Regions from separate parts of the Homo sapiens genome. Here all the other regions are linked to region 2. The links are chromatin loops, found by intact Hi-C in ENCODE. Cell type or tissue: endothelial cell of umbilical vein. All regions are shown on one strand. Region 1 overlaps RASSF9 (Ras association domain family member 9). Region 2 has its middle 120 kb from the start of RASSF9. Region 3 has its middle 210 kb from the start of RASSF9.

Region 1 (8,000 bases), 100 kb after region 2:
ACTGTGCCTTAACATGATTAATGTGGGCATGGTAGCTGAGGCACAGCTACTTAAAAAATAGTAAGATAACTAAAGAACAGTTGAGGATAGGTAAAAGATACATTGGATAATAATAACTCATATTTATTGTATGCTTAGTAAATGTCAGCAAGTGTTGTAAATGCTTTATGCATATAAATTCACTTTTCATTACAACCATATCAAATAGGTTGTATTATCAAACCCATGTTACAGATTAGAAAACTGAGGCACAAGAGATTGTTTGTTCAATGCTACCCTCAGCTAATAAGTGGAGTAAAATAAGTTTAGATAAATGAATTATAATTGAGTCAGACCACTGATGAACTCTCTAGTAAATCCAATATAATAATCAATATGTTTTAGTAAGTTTTTTTCTGAAAACAAAATATAATATCTGAGTTCGATTTGAACCTATTGAGAAAATTTGCTTTTTTGGCATAAAAACATAAGACAATATATATTTATCAACTACATCAATGTATTATCAATATAGAAGCTTATCTACAATGCAATATTCAATAATTGATTTTCTTGCAATCCAGTGGCTCATCATACACAGTCTCCTAATTTTTTAAAGCAGTTTAAAAGGGAACTATAAAACTTGCCGGGCGTGGTGGCTCACGTCTGTAATCCCAGCACTTCGGGATGCCGAGGCGGGCGGATCATGAGGTCAAGAAATCGAGACCATCCTGGCCAACATGGTGAAACCTCGTCTCTACTAAAAACACATAAATTAGCCGGGCGTGGTGGCGGGCGCCTGTAGTCCCAGCTACTCTGGAGGCAGAGGCAGGAGAATGGCGTGAACCCGGGAGGTGGAGCTTGCAGTGAGCTGATATCGCGCCACTATACTCCAGCCTGGGCGAGAGAGCGAGACTCCGTCAAAAAAAAAAAAAAAAAAAAAAAAGGAACTGTAAAATTATTTTGTAATTTCTGTGGTGAACACCGGAATAAATATTGAATTGCCCGTTCAATTCAGATTTCTAAAAATATTTTTAAAAACTGGATTAAACAAAGTTTCTTCATGGTATTGTAAACCTACAAAAAAATATAATGAGTAACTTGGAAGGAATCAAATGCATGCATGTTTGATTACTGGCTTTTTCACATACTAGGCAATTTTTACTGCTTTAAGCATTTTTTTTTTTCTTTTTTTAGAGACAGGGTCTCACTATGTTGCTGGAGCTGGTCCCATACTTAAGTGATCCTCATGCCTCAGCCTCCCAAGGTGCTGGGATTACAGGCACGAGCCACAGTGCCTGGCCGCTTTAATTATTCTTGATTATACTACAATGTTTATCGTAAAAATTAGCAAAATATGGATTTTAAATACGAAAATTTAAAATGACCTATTCATTCCTGCACCTGGAGACAATTAGTATTTAATTATTTTCTAATAAAAAATACCAATATTTAATGAACACTTACTATGTGCTATGCTCTAAGTGCTTTACATGTTCAAACCTATTTAATCCAAACCAATGAGGATGTACTAAAATTATGCCCATTTTATGGATGGGTGAATGAATAAGTACAGACAGATCATTATGCACATCTAAGCTTCAATTTTCTCATCTACATAACACACCCAAATCACAAGTTTGTGATAAATATTAAATTACACAATATATGTGAAGTTCCTAAGCCAATGACTGATAGATAGTTAGCATTTATAATGACTAGTTCCCTGTCTGCTTTAGAAAAACCAAAAGAAAGAAGACAACAATAATGTGGTTATATGAAGACCAGCAGAACGCCAAGTTCATATTTGTAAATAATTAGTACCTTGTCTAGATATTTAAATATACAAAGCTAAAATGTCTCTGCTAGTTTTGGAAATGGAAAATTGAAAAGGATAACTGGTTCAGTTATTTTTCTAGTTTTCTTTAGACTTGTTCATTATTCAATAAATAGGTGATAAGTCAATGTTTTGATGTTCAAATAAATTTGGAAATTATTTGGCTACCACAGTGTTGGCAAACTATAGCCCTTTGATCACATGCAGGCCACCACCAGTTTTTGTATGGTTCATGGGCTAGGAATGTGTTTTACATTTTTAAATGTTTTTAAAAATTAAAAGGAAAATAACCAGCTTAGACATGAAAAACATATGACTCAAATTTCAGTGTCCATAAAGTTTTATTGAAAACCAGCCATGCTCATTTGTTTACATATTGTACATGGCTGTTTTCATGCTGCAATGATGGAGTTGAGCATCTGACAGAGAGTGATCTTATGGTTCACAAACCTTAAAATATTTACTGTTAGTCCTTTACTGAAAGTTTGCCAACCCCTGGATGAACACAGTGAAATTTCTTCACTTTAGGAATTCTGAGGGCATTTAATATGATGTTGTTACATCATAAAGCCCCAAGAAAAGGAAAATGATTTCAGTATGTACAATTTTCTAAATGTATTTGACCTTGGCACAACATTTCACAATATTTAAGGTTTACATGAAACATCTATAATGCACAAATTCAACTTTTTTTACCATATAAAATGAAAAATGTCATTTTTTCCTCAGAAGTCACCTGTATTTGCTAACAAGAAATTAAATAATATTTCCCTCATGTAAATAATGTATAACTGCATATATTCTATTAAAATGCTGATGGGATCTCTTACATAAAACATTAAAAAATTTTTTTCAGGAATACGTATTGAACATCAATCTAGGACACCTTTGAGTGTCTTCTTTAAGTTTTAGAGAATTGTTCAATTTATTTCTAGTAAGTTTCAAAGCATGATATGTTCCCCAACTTGTTCAGCCTTTAAAAGCTACATTGAGGCCGGGCGCGGTGGCTCATGCCTATAATCCCAGCACTTTGGGAGGCTGAGGTGGGCAGATCACGAGGTCAAGAGATCCAGACCATCCTGGCCAACATGGTGAAACCCTGTCTCTACTAAAAATACAAAAATTAGTCAGGCGTAGTGGCACGGGCCTATAGTCCCAGCTACTTGGGAGGCTGAGACAGGACAATTGCTTGAACCCGGGAGGTAGACGTTGCAGTGAGCCAAGATGGCGCCACTGCACTCCAGCCTGGCAACAAAAAACAAATAAATAAATAAAAAATAAAAGAAAAAAAAAGCTACATTGACCAATAAATTCTAAGTTTGTTTGGCTATTTTCTACACTTAAAAAATAATCACCTCAGAAAAAATGAAGGCATTTTAGGTAAAGCAAATATGCCACACATGAAATAGGAAGCTCTGGCCCAAAACTAACTGATTAATTTTACACAGTATGTGGCAAATGTCTTCTGAAGTAACATTAGTTTTTGGATCATAGAGCTGCAATCTTAGGGAGAGATAAACACAGAACTCATAAATAATACAGCTCTTTTCTTAGGTTGCTAAGGAAATTTGAATCACTGTTTTGATAGATAAAGCATGAAATATAGTGCTATGAAAATAGTTTCCTCCAAACACAAACCATTAACATTTTTTAAAAATAGTTTGAAAATTGGAGTCTTTCAGAAAATTAATGACTCTATGAAAACCTAGGACAGTCATCACTTAATAAAAACAAAAGAAAAAATTATCTTGAAAATTAAAATTTGATATATATGTTTGTGTATATACGAGTGTGTGTGTGTGTGTTTATTTGTATTTATTAGTTCTGTGCTCTACTAATGCTACTTTAATTTTCGAAGAAGTAATATTATAAACCAGTCATGCGGGATAAGAAAAACCCTAGACATTCCATAGTGGCCGGGTAGCTATAGAACATAATTCCCATGAACAGGGTAAAGGGAAGAGAATGTGTAAAGAATGTGTATTGGAAACTACTTGGGGTTAAGTAAACTAAGCTCATAGTTCAGATTCCGGAAATTGATTATAGTCCAAATGTAAATATTTAACATGTGTTATTTACCAGATGAAATGGTGAGAAAATATCTAATCTTGTTGGAAATTCGGGTGTACCTGCACCTGGGAGGTTGCTAAAGTGCCCTTACTGATTGGTATTTTGTAAAGAAATATTTCGCAACAAAAAAAAAGTGCTTATTAAAAGGAAAGTCACCTAGCCTTAATGTTTAGTTTACTGATAACTATCGTTATTTCAGCTATTAGTAAGAGATTTTCTTTTGACAGCCGAATCCACATTGGCTTTGCCTTCTTAGTGGAAGATATTTCCTAATGATAATGATTTTGAGCTTATATTTACCTGCAACCACCTGCTCTTCCCCTCTAAATGTATTCCGAGATAAGCTGGTAAACTTGAAGGACATAAGTCATATGCAGGAATTTCAGTTATCCAGTTGGATAGCTGAAAACATGAGGTGAGCCCCGTTATCCCTGACTTCCATTTTCTGAATATACCCTGTAATGAACTGCAATAAAATAACTTCCAGTTGGAAGCTTCATCTGAATAATCAACTATTTACATTAATCACAAATAAATTTCTTGAAGAGAAAAAGAAAATTATTAACTTGTAGAAACGAGAGTATATCAGGGCCTGCCACTCTATTTTGTTAAGGAAAAGGAGAGATATTATTCTTGGGAACATTATTGATAAGAGAAAAATACTAATCATCTATATCAAAAGTATTGTGCCTTTATTTTTCTTCCCTAGGTTTTAAACTCTTTAATATGCTTTGAATTTTACTGTCGCCACCTCTTCTAGGACTTTGCTTTATAATTCACCCCTTCGTAAACTCTTTTTATCTTCTGCCTTTTTCTCTGGTTCTTTCTACTATCTTGTCACATTAAAAGAACCTTCGCTTGACCACATATTCCCCTCCACTATCTTTCCTTCACACACCAAATAGCAATCCATCGTTATTCTCTCTAGTACATCACTTTCCAGAAACTCCTCAGCCCACCACAAAATGTCTACTGCCGGCCAGGCACGGTGGCTCACGCCTGTAATCCCAGCACTTTGCGAGCCCGAGGCGGGCGGATCACGAGGTCAGGAGATCGAGACCATCCTGGCTAACACGGTGAAACCCCGTCTCCACTAAAAATACAAAAATTTAGCCGGTCTTGTTATTGGGCGCCTGTAGTCCCAGCTACTCGGGAGGCTGAGGCAGGAGAATGGGGTGAACCTGGGAGGCGGAGCTTGCAGTGAGCTGAGATCACACCACTGCACTCCAGCCTGGGCGACAGAGCAAAACTCCGTCTCAAAAAAAAAAAAAAAAAAATGTCTACTGCCTCCACTCATCCTCAGTAGCCACTTTTCTTCTTAGGGTTATCAGAAATCTCTTAACTGCCACACCCAATAGCCACTTGCAGAACTGATCTGACATATCCTCTTTGTAACATAATGCATTGTGACCTCCTCCTCCCATTCTTGCAGCTTTCCTCTCCTTGACTGTTACGATGCCATTCTCACATGGATCTTCCTTTGCTTTTCCAGCTGCTTCTTCCCAGATCCCACATGCACCTTGCTTCTTCCACATAGTCAATAGATGTGGATGTCATGCAAGTTAAGATTAGCATGGCCACAAACACTTGACAGTTCTTCCCGTTAAGAGAAGCTCTCTATTTCTTCACCCCTTGAATAGACCTTGGAACTTGCTATGACCAATGGAATGTGGCAAAAACCATGTTTGCATGTTCTGGAGTTCAGGCTTCAAGAAGCCTTGTATCTTCTGCTTAATTCTTTTTGGAATGCAGTCCTGAGACTGCTGTTTGATGAAAAAGCCTGAGTTCAAAGATTACATGGAGAGAAAAGAGGCAAACCATCGAAATCAAGTTGCTCTACCTGAACTGAGCCCTCAGCCAATCAGCTGCTCATGAGAGAGCCCAGGTGAAGCCAGCAGAAGAACCAGTCTTGCTGACCCACAGAATTATGGAAAATAATAAATTGTTCTTCCAGCCACTAATTTGGGGAGTGTTTTATTGTGCAGTAAGTGGTAAGTGATACAATTGGCATCCCCTAGGTTTTCGACTGTGACTCATTTCTTGTCTCACTATACACATTCTTGTGGGTGACTGCAATAATAGTTGCAGTCTGTAAACCAATTGTATGATGATGGTTCTCAAATCTAACTATTACGACCTTGAGCTCTAGACCTATATTCCCAACTTCTTTTTTTTTGCATCTTGATATTTTCATTTTCATAACTTACAGACACCTCAAATTTGACCCATGAAAACTAATTCATCATACTCTTCTCTAAAATATCAAACTATTCCATTGCCTGAGTTCCCATCCTACTGAATGCAATTATAGTGAATGCAAAAATAGTGTTCCCCACCTGTCTACCCAGCTTGAAAACTGAGTTTTCCTAAACACTTTCCTTTGCCTCTCTCCTCTTACTTTAACAACCAATCACTGTTTGTTTTATCCTTTCTCTTAAATATCCCAAATATCTGCCCTCATATTCATCACCCCTACCACAATTCAGATAACTCTGTTTTACTATATATTACTGCAGTAAGATATCGTAGGTTGTTATAAAATCTTTCCCCTTCACATTTGTGCCCCGTAATCTTACCAGACTGTCATTTTTAAACTGCAAATCTATTTTTTAAATTTTTTTATTGAAATCTTTAAACTATTTCTAAGTCCTGCATTTTAAACCTGTCTCTGTCTCTCTTTATCCCACTATCTCTTGTCTGCTCCTAGGGTTGCTTCCATAATCTGACTCCTCTAACTCATAGCCAAGCATTAATTAATATACACATTGAGTTAGCCATTCCTTACTTCTTGCTGATCTCTGACAGATCTACTATGAGAACAACCTGCTGTTACACATATTACATTATTGATTGCTAGACTGGAATGGACTGCATCTGCCACGCTTTTATTTTGACTTCGAGCTTTTCCATAACCTGTTGCCTTGTCCTGAAACACTCTTTGATCCCTTCTCCATCTAACTCTTACTCTGCTTTAGGTGTTAAGTGTTGCTTTCAGGAAAGTTCTCTGACCTTCTCTGAATAACCCCACTCCCACAAACCGAAATGGAAATGTGTGCTCATTTATTTATTTATTTATTTATGAGAGGAAGTCTCACTCCGTGACCAGGCTGGAGTACAGTGGTGCGATCTCGGCTCACTGCAACCTCTACCTCCCAGGTTCAAGTGAGTCTCCTGCCTCACCCTCCCTGGTAGCTAGGATTACAGGTGCGTGCCACTATGCCTGATTAATTTTTGTATTTTTAGTAGAGACAGGGTTTCACCATGTTGATACTTCTACAAAATCTAATGTACACTTAGTAGCAGCACTTTGTACTTTGGATAATGCATCCTTTTTTGCTAGTTTGCCAGTCAAGTCCTGGGCTAAGTCTCACTTTTGAAGTCTAAATGCCTAATACAGTAGGTATTAAACTTGGGAGTGGGGTAGAGATGAGAAGGGGGAGTTTTAGGGAGATATATAAAGGGAATTTCTCAGTCAATAATCTAGATCAAGTGTCTGAAAACTAAGGACCTCGTGGTTATAACTGCCCCACCACCTGTTTTTGTAAATAAAAGTTTTATTGAAACACAGCCACATCAATTTCATTATGTATTATCTATAGCTGTTTTCATACTACAAGGACAGAGTAGTTGAGATAGAGACATTATGACTGGGAAAATATAAAATATTTATTATGTTTTTTACACAAAAAGTTTGACAACTCTTGTCCTAGATAATTTGGCTGCCCCAGAAATCTGCACTGTATTTATTTAAATAATAAAATGTTTATTGAACTTCAATATCTACACAAGTTTTCTCTGTACCATTCTCTAGGAGATCAAAAGGTAAAAATAATGTGATCTTTACACACACACACACACACACACACACACACACCCTTACAGTCTAGTGGAAATAATGGCTATGTTTGAAAGCAATTTCAACCAAAGGTAATGATTAAAGGATCATTAAAAGGGTGACTGCCTTATGTGGCCTGACTGTGATTAATATAAGATTAGTCAGCCTGACAGCCCTGACTGGGAAACCAGTTTGTGTTTTGCCTTGAAAGCCCCACTCCAGGTGCACTGTACTATTCTGTATTAATCAGCCCCATATGGTTGTCAGGAGGGATGAGAG
Region 2 (8,000 bases):
TAGTGCATTTTCATTTACTTAAAATGCTCTTCAACTACTGGATATCTTTTTAAAAAATATTCTTATCTCATTGTTGATACTCTCTATTTCCTGAAATAGTATTCTCATACTGTAGTTCTTTATACAATGTTTTCTTTAGTTCTTTGAGCATATTTAAAATAACTGATTACATCTTTGTCTAGTAAGTCCTACAGATGTGCTTTTTCATGGGCAATTTCTGTCTATTTCTTTGTTATTCCTGTATATGTATCTAACTTTCATGATCCTTTACATGTCATAAATTTTGTAGAAAATTGGACATTTTAAAAATATAATGTGACAACTCTAGAAATAAGATTCTATCCTTTTCTCATTGTTTATAGTTATTGCTATTTGTTATCGCTTTTGGTGTTGTTTCTTTTTATTTGCCTAATGGCTTTCCTGAATTAATTTTGTAAGTCAATATTTATCATCATGTATAGCCACCGAAGTCTCTGCTTGATTAGTTTGGTGACTAGCTATTTATAGTGCATAGATTTCCTTAAATGTCATGTTTAAGTCAATTTTCACATTGCTGATAAAGCCAAACCTGAGACTGGGCAATTTACAAAAGAAAGAGGTTTATTGGACTCAACAGTTCTACATGGCTGGAGAGGCTTCACAATCACGGTAGAAGGTGAAAGACATTTCTTAAATGGCGGCAGCAAGAGAGAAGAGAGCTTGTGCAGGGAAACTCCCCTTTTTAAAACTATCAGATCTTGTGAGCCTTGTTTGCTATCGCAAGAACAGCATGGGAAAGACCTGCCCCCCATGATTCAGTTATCTTTCATTGGGTCCCTCGCACAACACGTGGGAATTCCGGGAGCTACAAGATGAGATTTAAGTGGGGACACATAGCCAGACCATATCATTCCACTCCTGGCCCCTCCCAAATCTCATGTCTTCACATTTCAAAACCAATCATGCCTTCCTTGCAGTCCCCCAAAGACTTAACTGTTTTCAGCATTAACTCAAAAGTCCACTCTCCAACGTTACGTCTGAGACAAGGCAAGTCCCTCCCATCTATGAGCCTGTAAAATCAAAAGCAAGTTAGCTACTTCCTAGATACAATGGGGATATAGGCATTGGGTAAATACAGCCATTCCAAATGGGAGAAATTGGCCAAGACAATGGGACTCCAGGCCCCATGCAAGTCTGAAATGCAGCAGGGCAGTCAAATCTTAAATCTCTAAAATGATCTCCTTTGACTCCATGTCTTGCACCCAGGTCACACTGATGCAAGAGGTTCCCATGATCTTGGGCAGCTCTGTCCCTGTGGCTTTGCAGGGTACCGCCTCCCTCCTGGCTGCTTTCACAGACTTCTATTGAGTGTCTGCACCTTTTCCTGGCACATGGTGCAAGCTGTTGGTGGATCTACCATTCTGGGGTCTGGAAGACAGTGCCCCTCTAGTCCCAGCTCCACTAGGCTGTGCCCCATGGGGAACTCTGTGTGGGAGCTCCCACCCTACATTTGACTTGCACACTCTCCCAGCAGAGGTTCTCCATGAGCACCCTGCCCCTGCAGCAAACTTCCAATTGGACATCCAGGCATTTCCATACATCCTGTGAAACCTAGGCAGAAGTTCCCAAACCTCAGTTCTTGACTTCTGTGCACCTGCAGTCTTAACACCACATGGAAGCTGCCAAAGTGTGGGGCTTGCACCATCAGAAGCCATGGCCTGAGGTGTACCTTGGCCACTTTTAGTCATGGCCAGAGAGGCTGGGATGCAGAACATCAAGTCCCTAGACTGCATACAGCAAAGAGCCTCTGGTTCTGGTCCACAAAACCATTTTTTACTCCTAGGTTTGCAGGCCTGTGATGGGAGGGGCTACCGCAAAGGTCTCTGACATGACCTGAAGACATTTACCCCATTGTCTTGGGTATTAAGATTTGGCTCCTCATAACTTTGCAAATTTCTGCAGCCAGCTTGAATAAAAAATCCCTCAGAAGATGGGATTTTCTGTTCTATCACATTGTCAGGCCACACATTTTTCATACTTTTATGCTGTTTCCCTCTAAAACCGAATGCCTTTAACAGCACCCAAGTCACCTCTTGAATGCTTTGCTGCTTAGAAATTTCTTCCACCAGAAACCCTAAATCATCTCACTCAAGTTCAAAATCCCACAAATCTCTGGGACAGGGGAAAAATTCCACCAGTTTCTTTGCTAAAACATAGCAAGAGTCACCTTTGTTTCGGTTCCCAACAAATTCCTCATCTCCATCTGAGACGACTTCAGATGGAGTTGTCCACATCACTCTCAGCATTTTGGTCAAAGCCATTTGACAAGTCTCTAGGGAGTTCCAAACTTTCCCACATTTTCCTATCTTCTGAGCTGTCCAAACTGTTCCAATCTCTGCCTGCTACTGAGTTCCAAAGTTGCTTCCACATTTTGAGGTATCTACAGCAGTGCCCACTCTATTGGTACCAATTTTCTGTGTTAGTCTGTTTTCACACTGCTGATAAAGGCATACTCAAGACTGGGCAATTTACAAAAGAAACAGTTTTATTGGACTCACAGATGTACATGGGTGGGGAAGCCTCACAATCATAGAAGAAGGTGAAAGGCACTTCCTATATGGTGGCAGCAAGAGAGAAGAGAGATTGTGCAGGCAAACTTTCCTTTTTAAAACTATAAGATCTCATGAGACTTACTTGCTATTACAAGAATAGCACGGGAAAGAGCTGCCCCCATGATTCAATTATCTTTCACTGGTTCCCTCCCATAACACATAGGAATTATGGGAGCTACAAGATGAGATTTGGGTGGGGACACAGAGCCAAACCACATCATTCCATGAACAATTATGTCCCTCTGGATTTCTCAATGGGCTAAATGTGTGTTATGGTGTGTGTTCAGTGCTCAGGCACCCAATTTATAACTGTAACATAACCTTCAGTTCTTCTTTCCCAGTGCCTCATAGTCTGCCAGAGGTGAGAATCTAGGGCCTTCTCAGATATTTCCTGGGTGCATAAACAACCTCATACACGCATGTTCCTTCTAGATTCCCAGGAATATATTGGGACACTTCAACCTCTTGAAACCTCTTCTAGGTTTGCAGATTACCAACTTTTTGTTGTATCCTCACATGCAGAAGAAGATGAGAGAGCTTTCCAGGATCTCTTCCATAAGGGCACTACTCATTTATAAGGGATCCAGCCTCATGACCTAATTACATGTCAAAGGCCCTACCCACTAATACCATCACTATCACGTTGTAAGTTAGGACTTCAACATATAAATGGGAGAAGGGGCACATACCTTCAGTCTCTTGTAAATGACCATTTTAAGTAGATGGGTGTTTTGGAGGAGCTCCAATCTCATGATGTCCCCTTCAGTTGATATTAGCACGCTTGTTTTCACCATAGTGGTGGAGCTGTGCTTTCTAAGGCTAGTGCAGAGCTGAAGAGAGAGAGATGGGAATAGGGATAATTACAAACAAAATATAGTTTACTATTCTCTATATTTAGCCATTTGTCTTAAATAAATACTTTCAGGTTCTTGTAAACTGTTGGTTAACTTTTAGGTTTCTAAAAAACTTATTTTGACAGTTTTTGCCAGTGCTTTTATTAAATAAATAGGCTAACTTTGGATCCCACCCTAACACAAAGAAATTACAGTAAATATATTTTTTCCTTCTTCTGTTTTCAAAAACTACAACAAAAAATGTATAATGATCTACAAAAATTGCAACTTGGTTCATCTAAGGCAAACTAAACCATCATTAGTATGTTAGAGCAAAATTGAAAAATTGTCAGACCTATGAAAATGTCCAAAAAGAGAAGTATACCTCTTTAATCAGACTAAATTGGCCCTAGTGAAAGATAAAAATTGCATTAATTGAAAAAACAGTTGAAAAAGAAAGTAAAGTGTTCCAACAAAGAGAAGATGGTCAGTAGGGTCAGAGTACTGCTGGGAGGCACAATTCAAGTGTAGAATTTGTCCAAGGACAAGTGACATCCTCTACCTCTTCAACTTTCTCTGGACACACATGTGTTATCCTTGTTTACAGCTTTTTACATGATTTTTGTATAATAACTAAATCCAGCTAAAATAGCATGAAGACAAAAGAGTGGAATAGGCACTCTTTATACTCAAAATCTCTTTACTTGGGGTAAAACTACAATTGCTGGTAATGAAGAGCACAGGCTTTGAAGAGAATCAAATCTAAATTTAAATTTGACTCCTCTACTTAATAGTTCTGTGACATTAAGTTCCTTACTCTCTGGAAACCTTATTTTTCTCATAGGTAAAATCTAGAACTTTGTAATAAACTAAATAATGTATGTAAAACTTTTAGTTAGGTGTCTAGCATATAAGGAATGCTAAATAAATGATAGCTATGATTTATGTGAGTATTAGTATAGCCTATAATAAATGTCTGTTTTTATAAATGAGGAGTTCTCTTGAGTCAGCAGTTTTAAAAAAAAAAAACACATAAATTTAAATAAGGTCTGGTATTCAGACCTTATTATTTTACATGTAAATGTGAACCATATACAACTTGACCAATAGTTAATTTATGTATTGCAATAAACAAGTGAGTATAACCAAAGTGTGGTTCTATCACTCCTACTTTTTTGTGTTATTGGAAAAAAAATCCAGAGTTCTTTAAGATGAAAGGCTGAATAATTTTATTCATTGTGTTGCTATCTTATTGTTCTTGCTTTGTGTCTCTATAGGTCTGAATTGTTTTCTAATGTGTCATAACATTTTCTTCTGTTTATACCATGCTTGTTTTTGTCTGATATCAGATCAAGTACACTACTGCGGAAAAGTCTTGACATCCTTCAACATGACTTTATAATCACTCATCATTCAAACTCAGCTATACAATCTGTATCTGAAACATTGTTACTGTTATAAATATTTCTTTCCTAATTACCATTTCATAGATCAACAGAATATTACATTTTCTTTCTCACAAAAACAAAATAATAATTGTCACTACCAATTATTGAGGATCAACTATAAGGTAGGCACTGACCCAGTCCCAGGAATAATAATAACAATGAGTACTCTATATTGAGAAAGGTTTTATGCATATCTCATTAGTCTATACAACAAACGTATAAATGAAGTATTCTTATTTTAGCAGTGAGAACAATGAGATTTTTGAAAGCTACATGAGTAGAAAATTGAAGAGCTTTATTTTTAATCTAGTTCAAAATACATGCTCTTTATATTTTACCATACAGCCACTCCATATAAATGCATGCAAAAATATTTCCCTTTAAGTCATATTGTTACAAAGGTCTTCTCCAGTGATGTTGGAGTGACATTATAGGTTGCTTGTAAATGTAACAATTGTTTTCAAATTTATCATTGCTTCTAAGACTGTTCTGCTTTACTTAAAACTGTTCTTGTTGGTTGACTATTGATTCCTCCTCTCATGCATATCTTGCTCTTCCTTCTATATGTCTTTTACCCATGACATCTGGCGTTAAATATATTTAATGGTTTCATAGTCATTAACATATAAATTATGCTAGATCCCACTCTTACACTCCTTGTTCCGTAAGTTATCCAGCACTGTGTCAGTTAGTAAGCATGCATACCCACACAAAACACACACAAACACACACACACACACACACACACACACACACACACACACACACACACCCCAATACTACTGAATAAACCACCTCAAAATCCTATGGGTTAAAACAATAATTTTTCTCATAGTCTGGGGGTCAACTGAGGGTAAGCAGATTTGGCTGGACTCAGCTAAAAGTCTTGCTGATCTCAGCTGATGGCATTCAGGCATCTGAAAATAGACTGATAAAGATTGAGTTCTACCCCTACTTTTTTTTCCCATATGCAATATTTGGCTTGCTGGACGTTTTATTTCATTGTGATGTAATATGCACAAAAGAGGATCACCAACAGTGCAAGTACTTTTCAAACCTCTGCTTTTATAACTTCTGCTAAAATTATATTGGACAAAACAAGTCTCTGAATTCTCTGAATCCTGGATAAAAATGTAGACTGCTACAGTTAACATTACATCTCATACATCTGGATGGCTTATGACATACACAAATCTACTCTGGAGCCAGTTCATTCTTGTCATAGTTCAGGAAGAGCCATTGCACTAAATTTACTATCAACCTTACCTACCAACAGAAAAATAATGTTCACACAATTCAGTCTTCTTCCTTGTATGTAATGGTGAATTAAGATAGGAGTCATTAGCATACCATCCTCATTTGTTTACTACACAAATAAATGGGCCACCTCTCTTTAGTTTTCACCTTTTTGGGGAGCATGATATAAAGGGTAATTCATTCATGAGAAATATGTAAGTGAACTAAAAATAATTGAAATTGTCAGTCTGCAAATTACCCAGGTTGGTGCAGAAACACTTTTTCAACAGTGAGGAAGGTGTTTCTTAAATATATTATATTGCTTGTCCCCAAATAGCTGTCATTTCTGTATATTCTCTGTATAAGAAAATAGAAAAAGGTATTAAAGTAAGGAAAGTTGGTGAATTATGATTAATAGCAAATGTGTGGTGATAATTTCAAATTTGACTTGAGATAAAGCTTAAATAATTGTTTTAATAACACAGATAAGGTAGAAGTTTTCCTTTTAAGATGTATATATACCTATATCTACGTATAAATACATGTATCTCAAGCTAATATAAATAAAGCTAATTTATATTGATATGAAGCTATTTTATATGTATATATACTTAAGTATATATATATTTAAAATTATTTGCATCTGGAAGAACTTATTGTCTTTGTATAGCATATCAAATAATTCCAGAATTTCATGTGTATTTCCTATTTAGTAAAACTCATATTATTTTTCCATTCAATACTGGAAGGTAAACAGTTTATCTTGAAAATCAGCTGGAAACTTTTGACAGATACTTCATCATTGCCTGAGTGACAGCTTTCTCTGACACATCAATGAATCCTTGGTCTTCCCAAGGCTTGTGAATTCTCTGATGGTCTGAAGGGATTTGGCTATTTCTACTTCTTAAACTGAATTACTGGGCTTATAACAGAGAATTACTGTTATATATAATAGTTGTTTATTTTAAGAATGTTTCACACCATAATCTTTGGAATAAATTTTCAGGCCCAATTTCTATAATTTAAACTAAAATTTGCCGCCTCTTCAAATAATTCAACTGAAGGAAATTAGATGAGAATATGAAATACGTCTTCAGTACCCTTCTCTTCTCATTCATCTACTCGCACACACACACACACACACACACACACACACACACACAGCGACAATGACAACAATCAGAGAGTCAACACTGACTTCTTAGCCCCTAGATAGGCAGATGTCATTTTACTTTGATTCCAATTTCAAAAATATTTAGCATCTTAAAATAATGAACCCAGAAATTCAACAAATAGGGTCCCTTATCTTTCATTAAATTAACATCATTTTAAAAGCAAACATATTGGTTGAAGTGATTTGTTACATGATCTTCAATATAATTAAACTACATGATTAAAATAAAAATATATAATTTGTATTCAGCATTAGTTCATTATATAACACAATTTTACTCTGAAATGACATTAATTATTGGCCTAGAATTAGAGACCAGGCTTTTACAAAGTTGAAAATGATTGATAGTATACTCTTAGGATCATATAATACTAAAATCATTCAATTATTTATTTCTAGATATACAGTCACCCTCAAAGCTTGTATGTATAGATTTTATGAATCACTTAACCATTTTGCATCTCTTTCCATATGTTAAATATGTCAATAATACACATGTCAAAAGCATAACCATTAATAACCTTACAGAGGTATAATTTAAGTAACTTTAAATCATTACAGTCACCTTCCAGTTGCCAGGCTATCTTGAAAATATGTAATTGTTAAGTTGATGCTATAGTAACTGTCAATGTTTCTAATGGCAACCAAGAAAAGCAATCTTGAAGTTTAGCATTTTGAAAAGATTCAAAGGAAAAAAATTGGAAAAAATTATCTGACT
Region 3 (8,000 bases), 93 kb before region 2:
CAAATTAAATTTAAAGGTATGCATGGAATTTGCCAAATATCACAAAAGTAAATAATGACATGGTGGGATTCTGATCCAGATCTACTAACACCAATTTCCACCTTCTTCAATAGAGTTCAATATAGTTAGAGTTGGTGCAGAATAAACACAAATAAAGGAATGATTAAAGAAAAACTTTTTGAAAGTCAGTGTTGTGCTTGGTTTTCAAAATGATGAATCTGAATTGCTTGATAAAAGTAGAGAAAAACATTTACAGTTGATTAAATGATCACATGCTATTAAGCCTAGGAAAACTAGCTTTATTAAGGTGGAAAGAGTTTATTTGATAGGGTGTCTACAGTGTTTATAATACAGTTTACCAGGTACTTCATTCTCTTCTCTTTTCCTTTCATCTAGTAAAGACACCATTCTTCTTTCCACCCTGACTCCAAATGACCCAAGCTTGGCCAATTCTAATATCTTTCTCCCGTGGCTATAGTGATGATAGGCGCATGATACAAGGAAGACAAACCAGATCTTTACCCTGATATTTATAAAACTGGACATGTGACAGAGAAGGTCCTTTTTTCTAAAGTCATGAAACTGTTAGAATAAGAGCCCAGAGCTGCTAAGCACCATGTCTTTCACTATGTGAGGCAAAGTGGGAGAAAGGAAAAAAACAATGAGAGTAGAGTTTCAATAGCATTTTGAAAGCCACAATTCAACCTTGTATAATGCCAGCTTACTGATGTCTTTCCAGTGATTTGTTTGTATGAGACAATAAATTTAGCTTAAGTGAGTTGGGTTGACCTTCTATCACTGAACTTTAGAATCTTGGCTAAATCACAAGAAGTATTTGAAGGGTTATAGGGTACAAGGGAGAAAGTTAGTTGAGTAAATTTTGATGAAAAACTAAAGAGTGATTATTAGTTATAATAACTAATGGGGGGCAGTTCAGATTGTAGACTTGTTTAAAGTGATAAAACGGTTTTTAACAAAGTCACTTTTTCTATATCATTAAGAAGATGATATTGGGTGACAAAAAGGCTAGCAATAAAAAACAAGCCAAAATACAACTGTAAGAGTTCACTCATGATAAAGGATGAGTCTACCCTATAAAAATGGATGAATGTAAATTCTTTCTTATAGTTGTGCTTTTTGTTCATTTTAATTACTTGGATTTCTGCAAGCTGATAGTATTTAAAGGCCAAAATTTTTGATATTTATTTCACAGAATAGGTGAGAAAATAAAAACAATTTTTGAAAAGTTATAGCCAAAAAAAAACCAAACAAACTGTGTAGAGTTCATAAAGTGTTCTAAAACCTCTTTAATGCTAATTATGTTCCAGGCATTATATATAGCACTGCATCATCTATTTAACGCAACTCTAAAAGGTTCTTTTTATTGGGTCCATTTTTCAGATGAGGAAACCAAAATTCAGAGAGTTTAATGACTTGCCTGTGATTACACAGTCAGTAGGTAGAAACGGATTCCAACCAAAGCCTACGTAACTCCCAAATTCATCCTTTTCATAATGCTCCACTGCCAAATGGAAATGCATATCAAGTTTCATAGGTATAATTACCATGCTCTCACAAAAGAATATGTAAATTTACAATAGTAGAGTAGAATTTTCATAGATAAGAACTTTTATGTTCTGTTTCAATTTAGATACTGAATCTAAGGTTCTTTGAGAGCAGGACATGGCTTATACCTTTTGTCGTTATGTTGACTGCCCAAACAAAATTCACTCAATGCATTTTCTTTTTATTCTTAGAATCATATTAACATGATTCTTTATATATGAATTTCAATTTGCAACACTCTTAAACCTAATTTATTCTAACTGAATAAAAGTAATTTCTGATTAATAAATTTCATAGTTGATATATGTCATTGAGTTTTCCTTTCCAACTATATAGTTAAGTGTGACTTTCTGTTTTCTCAGTTTCAGCCAAGGCCCCAAGAGGCTAGACAAAACAATAGGTGTCAAGTTCCTACCATGATAAAGAAGGTTGAGAGGCCACCTAAAGAAGACTTAGAGGTCCTCTAGACCTGCACCGTGTAATACTGTAGTCACTGGTCACACGCATCCATTTAAGTTCAAATGTAAAAGCATTAAAATGAAGTAAAATTAAAAATTAAGTCCTCCAATTGTACTAGTCACATCTGAAGTGCACAATAGTCATGTTTGACTAATGTTTCTCATATTGAACAGTGTAATATAGAATATTTCCTTCATTGTAGAAAGTTCTGTTGGACAGCATTGATCTAAACAATGTGAAAAACACTTATAATGGAGTAGTTAAAAAACTGCCCCTTCAGCATTAACCTATAACTTATCCTTATTCCTATAAGAAATGCCCAAGAAAATGTGATTAGACATTGATATCTAACCCATTCCTCCAAAAAATATTTAAAGCCCTAATTTGTATCATTTTCTAATTTCCATGATATAAGTATTTCCAACGTATGGTTTCAAGCTACCGTGATAAAGCCACTGAATACAGCGTTGGGAATTGACTCTACCAGCTCTTCCGAGCCCTTCATATAAGCTTCATCTCCATAATAAACATTGCCTTTTACCAATTAAACCACAAAGCATGCTGGAAGAAAAAAAACCGGCATCCAACATGAAGGCCTGATACTAAGTTACAACTGAACCCGTCACATCTGGCCTTTTTGCCCCTGTACCACTTCTCTGCTCTCCTGTACTTGACACTGCAGAGATCAGAAATATGAGGTAAGAAATGTAAATACAGAGCAAAATATGAGGTAAGAACTGCCAGAGAATTAGATAAAAAGCATATCAAGTGAAAAAATATTGTCAACCCTGCATTTTCTCCCCCAGTATAGCATGTGACAGATGTAAACTGAAGTAGGAGAGAAGTTTTCCATTAGATAATGGTGTGTATTTTTATAGAGAATGACCTGGTTTTTTTGCTATTTGAAAATTTTCTAAAAGCTGTGGAATCTATCCAACTTCATTAGGAAAAAGAAAAAACATCTTCAGATAAAATTCAAAAAGTAGAGGTGAAAAAAAATACAGCTGCATTCTGCCTGTACCTAACCTAGTCTAACTAGTTCAATAAATTGGTTCTATAAGTAATATAGAAAGTCAAACAAGAATGAATGCCTAGAAGAAATTTAATCCTAAATATAATTTTAATAAAGTGAAGTTATTATCATGACTAATCCCAACCTTATCTGGGCTACCCTCTGCTGTTGCAATCACTTTGTCAGAATTAGTCACTTCCTCTCACCCCCAAGAAAAGTTATTTTTCCAATTAAGCTCTTAGTACAGTCTTCCTTGGGTTTCCTCTAGACTGCCTAATCTCCTCTACTGTTAATTGTTGGGGGTTGGAATCATGGGGTGTTTATTTTTGTATCCTTGCCATGCTTAAAATGAGATACAGTTTTTCACCTGTATATAGTTGTGTACTGCAGTGTCTGTGGGAAACATTTGATCCCTTTAGTAGTTTAAGAAGATTCTTTATACTAGGTATGAAATTGGTTTGCACAAGTTATTCATTTATTTGTTTTTTTGAGACAGTGTCTCACTCTGTTTCCCAGGCTGAGGGGCAATGGTGTGAACTTGGCTTACTGCAGCCTCGACCTCCCAGGCTCAAGCAATCCTCCCACCTCAGTCTTCTGAGTAGCTGGGACTACAGGCACATGATACCATGCCTGGCTAATTTTTATTTATTTATTTTTTTTTTTGGTAGAGATAGAGTTTTGCTATAATGCTAGGCCTGGTCTTGAAATCCTGGGCTGAAGCAATCCTCCCACCTTGGCCTCACAAAGTGCTGGGATTACAGATGTGAGCCATCACACCTGGCCTACACAAGTCATTTTATATTGGCATGTAAATGTCAGTTTAATTCCAATTTGGGTGAATAAAATAATAAATTCTACTCAATAAAAATAAAAATAAATTACATTTTATTATCCAGTGGGGAGGATTCATAGCCCACACAAATCTAGTAAGCCAACAGAAGTTGGAAAGAGCATAAATGTTAGGCACAATGAATCTTCCAACAGCACAAAATTATTTGTCAATTCTTGAGGAATGTTTTTCCTCAGAATTTTATACAATAAAAAGGATAACTTCTTAACTGCATGTGTGAAATTGTTTAGTAAAATACGTAGAGATTGTCAAATATCATAATTTATGTAAATTAACATAATATATGAAATTACTATTTTGTGGTAACAAAGAAGAACACCACTAATTTTCAATTCCACTAGAACAAAGTCTGTTAGCTCTTATTCACATTCATTCTACGGTTTCAAATCTATGAATCATTTTACTTGCCTAAAGGGGCTTATGTTTGATCGTATCTATTTTGAACTAATTTATGCTCTTGATTCACCTCCTTCTGAGACTTGCTACATGCACAGCTCTCCACATCTCAATTGGTAGTAACAGTATCAATTTACATAGTTGTTCTGGGCCAAAACCTTAACATCATCCACAACCCCACTCATTTTCTCATATTTCACATCCAGGAAGTCCTGCTGACTCAACCACCAAAAATATATATGGATTCTAACTTTTCTCCTTGGTCCAAATTAACATCTGAAATAGCTATAAAACTGGTATCCTTGTTTTTACCTTGCCCCTTTATTATTCTTGTCTTTTATAGTGAATACTACTTTCTTACATGAAATATTAAAGTATATTTATTTTTCAATGACTATCTCCTCTACTATAACATAAGCCCTGCTAGGGCAGAGATTTCTCATATATGTGTGTGTACATATATATTTGCATATAACATACAAAAATGAATTTGTTGAGCAAAAAAATGAACATTTGTTAGGACAAGCATTTATTCACTGCTTAAATATTTGTTGAAGATATCCATGTATATATCTATCTATAGATATATATAAAATATATTTTAAAATATATGTATGTATAGACATAAATATTTGTGCATATATGTCTGTATAATTATATATACACATACACTCAGCTACACATATAATGTATATGTGTATATTATTTGCATAGAAAGTTACTTTTGGTAGAATATTATAAATATATTTATTTTAGATTTTTTAATTTTTTTATTATGCTTTAGGTTCTGGGATACATGTGCAGAATGTGCAGGTTTGTTACATAGGTATACACCTGCCATGGCGGTTTGCTGCACCCATCAACCTGTTATCTACATTAGGTATCTCTCCCAGTGCTATCCTTCCCTTATCTCCCCACCCTCAGACAGGCCCTGATGTGTGATATTCCTCTCCCTGTGTCCATGTGTTCTCATTGTTCAACTCCCACTTATGGGTGAGAACATGCAGTGTTTGGTTTTCTGTTCTTCTGTTAGTGTGCTGAGAATGATGGTTTCTAGCTTAATCCATGTCCCTGCGAAGGACATGAACTCATCCTTTTTTATGGCTGCATAGTATTCCTTGGTGTATATGTGCCACATTTTCTTTATCCAGTCTATCATCGATGGGCATTTGGGTTGGTTCCAAATCTTTGCTATTGTGAACAGTGCCACAATAAACATACATGTGCATGTATCTTTATAGTAGAATGATTTACAATCCTTTGGGTATATACCCAGTAATGGATTGCTGGGTCAAATGGTATTTCCGGTTCTAGATCCTTGAGGAATTGCCACACTGTCTTCCACAATGGTTGAAAATATATTTATTTTAGATTTTATTAAATATAATATTTGATCCTTCAAAATTTCATCCTATAAAAAAATTATGACAACATGAATCTAGAAGTTTTACATCAATACTTTGAATGAAGACTGTAGAAAAGCAATACCTCAAAGGGACTATGGGAGTAATAGAGCTTGGCTTTTGTCATTTATGGATATATCCACTGAAAGCAGCATGTTGCTTATGTTATTTAACAGGAAAATGACTAAACTAATTCCTTCATTCAAAAACATATATTTAATATGTACTTTGTGTATGAAATTGTGCAGTTTTCATGCACCTTTGAGCCTTTGGGTGCACATGAAAATGAATGAGACACAGATTTTGTTGTTAATCTTGATGTAATGAATAGTAGAATTTTATTTAATATAAAAATAGTCATAATGTGATTATTACCATACCAGGAGCACACACATAGTATTACATACACTCGAAGAAAGAAGAGATAAATATGGAATGAAATTTGTGTTTTTATTTCTTTTTTAATGACATTGAAATGAAGGGAAGACATTTTTAAAATTGAAAAATTTCCCTTCCCTCTTTGAGATGAAATATCTATAAAACTTTACTAAAAGTTCACATAACAATTAAAGACATTTTGGATTTATTATTTTTTTAATTTCAGAACTTATTAGACTTTGAAATGGGTGATGGTTAATTTATAACATGAAAAATTACAAGAGCTATGCTTTTATAGAACATGTAATGTGGCAAATTTCAGCAAAAACATCCAAGCTGGGGGCTAATTAAGTAGATATCAAAAGAGCCACCCATATGAAAAGAATCTTAAATACCTCTGAAATTAAGGGAACTTATGTGTGTGATTAAATGGGGAAATAATTATCCCATTCCTAAATTATAGAATGAAGAATAAAAATTCATGTTACAGAAAGCAACAATCTCACGTAGCATTTACAACTAACTGTGAATGACACATTGAAAATGTATTTGCCTTTTTGAAAAGCAGTGTAATTTCTTAGGATCAAAATTTGTAGTTGATACATTTAGCAATTTCTGGATATAAAATTCATTCATTTGTTCCTTAGGATATCTATCTCTAATAGGAAAAGGAACAGACATTCTTAAGATACTATACTTTTCTTTCAACAATGAAAATATCTCACAAATGCCTTAATTAAAAATAATTTGGCCAGGCACAGTGGCTCACACCTGTAATCCTAGCATTTTGAGAGGCCAAGGTGGGCAGATCATTTGAGGTCAGGAATTTGAGAACAGCCTGACCAACATGGTGAAACCCTGTCTGTACTAAAAATACAAAAAAATTAGCTGGGCATGGTGACACACGCTCGTAATCCCAGCTACTGAGGAGGCTGAGACATGAGAATCGCTTGAACCTGGGAGGAGAAGGTTGCAGTCAGCAGAGATCACGCCACTTCACTCCAGCCTGGGCGACAGAGTGAGACTCCGTCTCAAAAAAAAAAAAAAAATTATCCTTAGTTTGTTTTGTTTTGTTTGTTTGTTTCTTTTCCTATTGTCATAGAATATAATCCACTCCCTGGTATTTATTCTTTTTTAAATTTTTGCCATTTTACCTCCAACCTCCTTCATAAACTTTCCTGACTTTACTAAACATATTACATCCCTCTTTTTAAAAATTCAGTTTAGGCTGGGAGCGGTGGCTCACGCCTGTAATCCTAGCACTTTGGGAGGCTGAGGTGGGCAGATCACGAGATCAGGAGATCGAGACCATCCTGGCTAACACGGTGAAACCCCATCTCTACTAAAAATAAAAATTCAGTTTGTATTCTGCTGCATATGTATACATTCACAGGCATTCAGATTTGGGAGAATGAAATCTCTTGCCATTGTACCTGTCATCTATAAAATCCAGTGGTGTGCTAGCAAATTGGCTCTCCCAATTAAAAAAAAAATCCTGATTTGGAGTATTTGCCGGCTTCTCTAGTGTGTATTCACCCACCCCTTGGTGATTTTAAGCAACCAAACCAACTGAAAAAATTCTTGATTATTTAATAATCAGCTTTCATAACCACTATAAACTGACTCAAACACATGTTGAGTCAGATATACTCATGATGAGTATCCAGATACATTTATCTAGAATATCTTTTGTGACTTACAATTATTTCATGAAGTGTCCATCTATTGATGGAGATCTCAAGCTGTAAAAAAGATTTCCCTGGCCGTGCATGGTGGATCATGCCTGTAATCCCAGCACTTTGGGAGACTGAGGTGGGCGGATCACCTGACTTCAGGAGTTCGAGAACAATGTGACCAACATGGAGAAACCCCATCTCTACTAAAAATACAAAATTAGCCGGGCATGGTGGCACATGCCTGTCATCCCAGCTACTCT

Evidence for each region. Hi-C counts contacts between places; a loop is a spot of excess contacts. Peaks named below come from ENCODE experiments on the same cell type or tissue, not always from the same donor. Only the 100,000 strongest peaks of a DNase experiment are listed, where the experiment ranks them.
Region 1: a loop joins it to region 2, with 2.5 times the contacts of the local background. A loop is called at or near these places in 4 of 110 quality-filtered maps.
Region 3: it touches region 2 in a loop (10-fold over the local background); 2 of 110 quality-filtered maps call a loop at or near these places.

The regions. Positions count from the first base shown.
Region 1 is chr12:85,818,056-85,826,055 of GRCh38, forward strand. All of the region lies in intron 1 of RASSF9 (Ras association domain family member 9), which reads right to left. Among named protein-coding and RNA genes, the nearest start is that of RASSF9, 14 kb to the right of the region's middle. In endothelial cell of umbilical vein, no CTCF peak of the experiment used is centred here; DNase peaks (open chromatin) are centred at 3,376, 3,876 and 5,926; H3K27ac peaks cover 2,059 bases.
Region 2 is chr12:85,716,076-85,724,075 of GRCh38, forward strand. No RefSeq gene overlaps it. Among named protein-coding and RNA genes, the nearest start is that of RASSF9, 120 kb to the right of the region's middle. In endothelial cell of umbilical vein, no CTCF peak of the experiment used is centred here; a DNase peak (open chromatin) is centred at 4,746; H3K27ac peaks cover 1,449 bases.
Region 3 is chr12:85,623,379-85,631,378 of GRCh38, forward strand. No RefSeq gene overlaps it. Among named protein-coding and RNA genes, the nearest start is that of RASSF9, 210 kb to the right of the region's middle. RefSeq lists an enhancer at 2,380-3,579. In endothelial cell of umbilical vein, no CTCF peak of the experiment used is centred here; DNase peaks (open chromatin) are centred at 3,273 and 4,443; H3K27ac peaks cover 2,638 bases.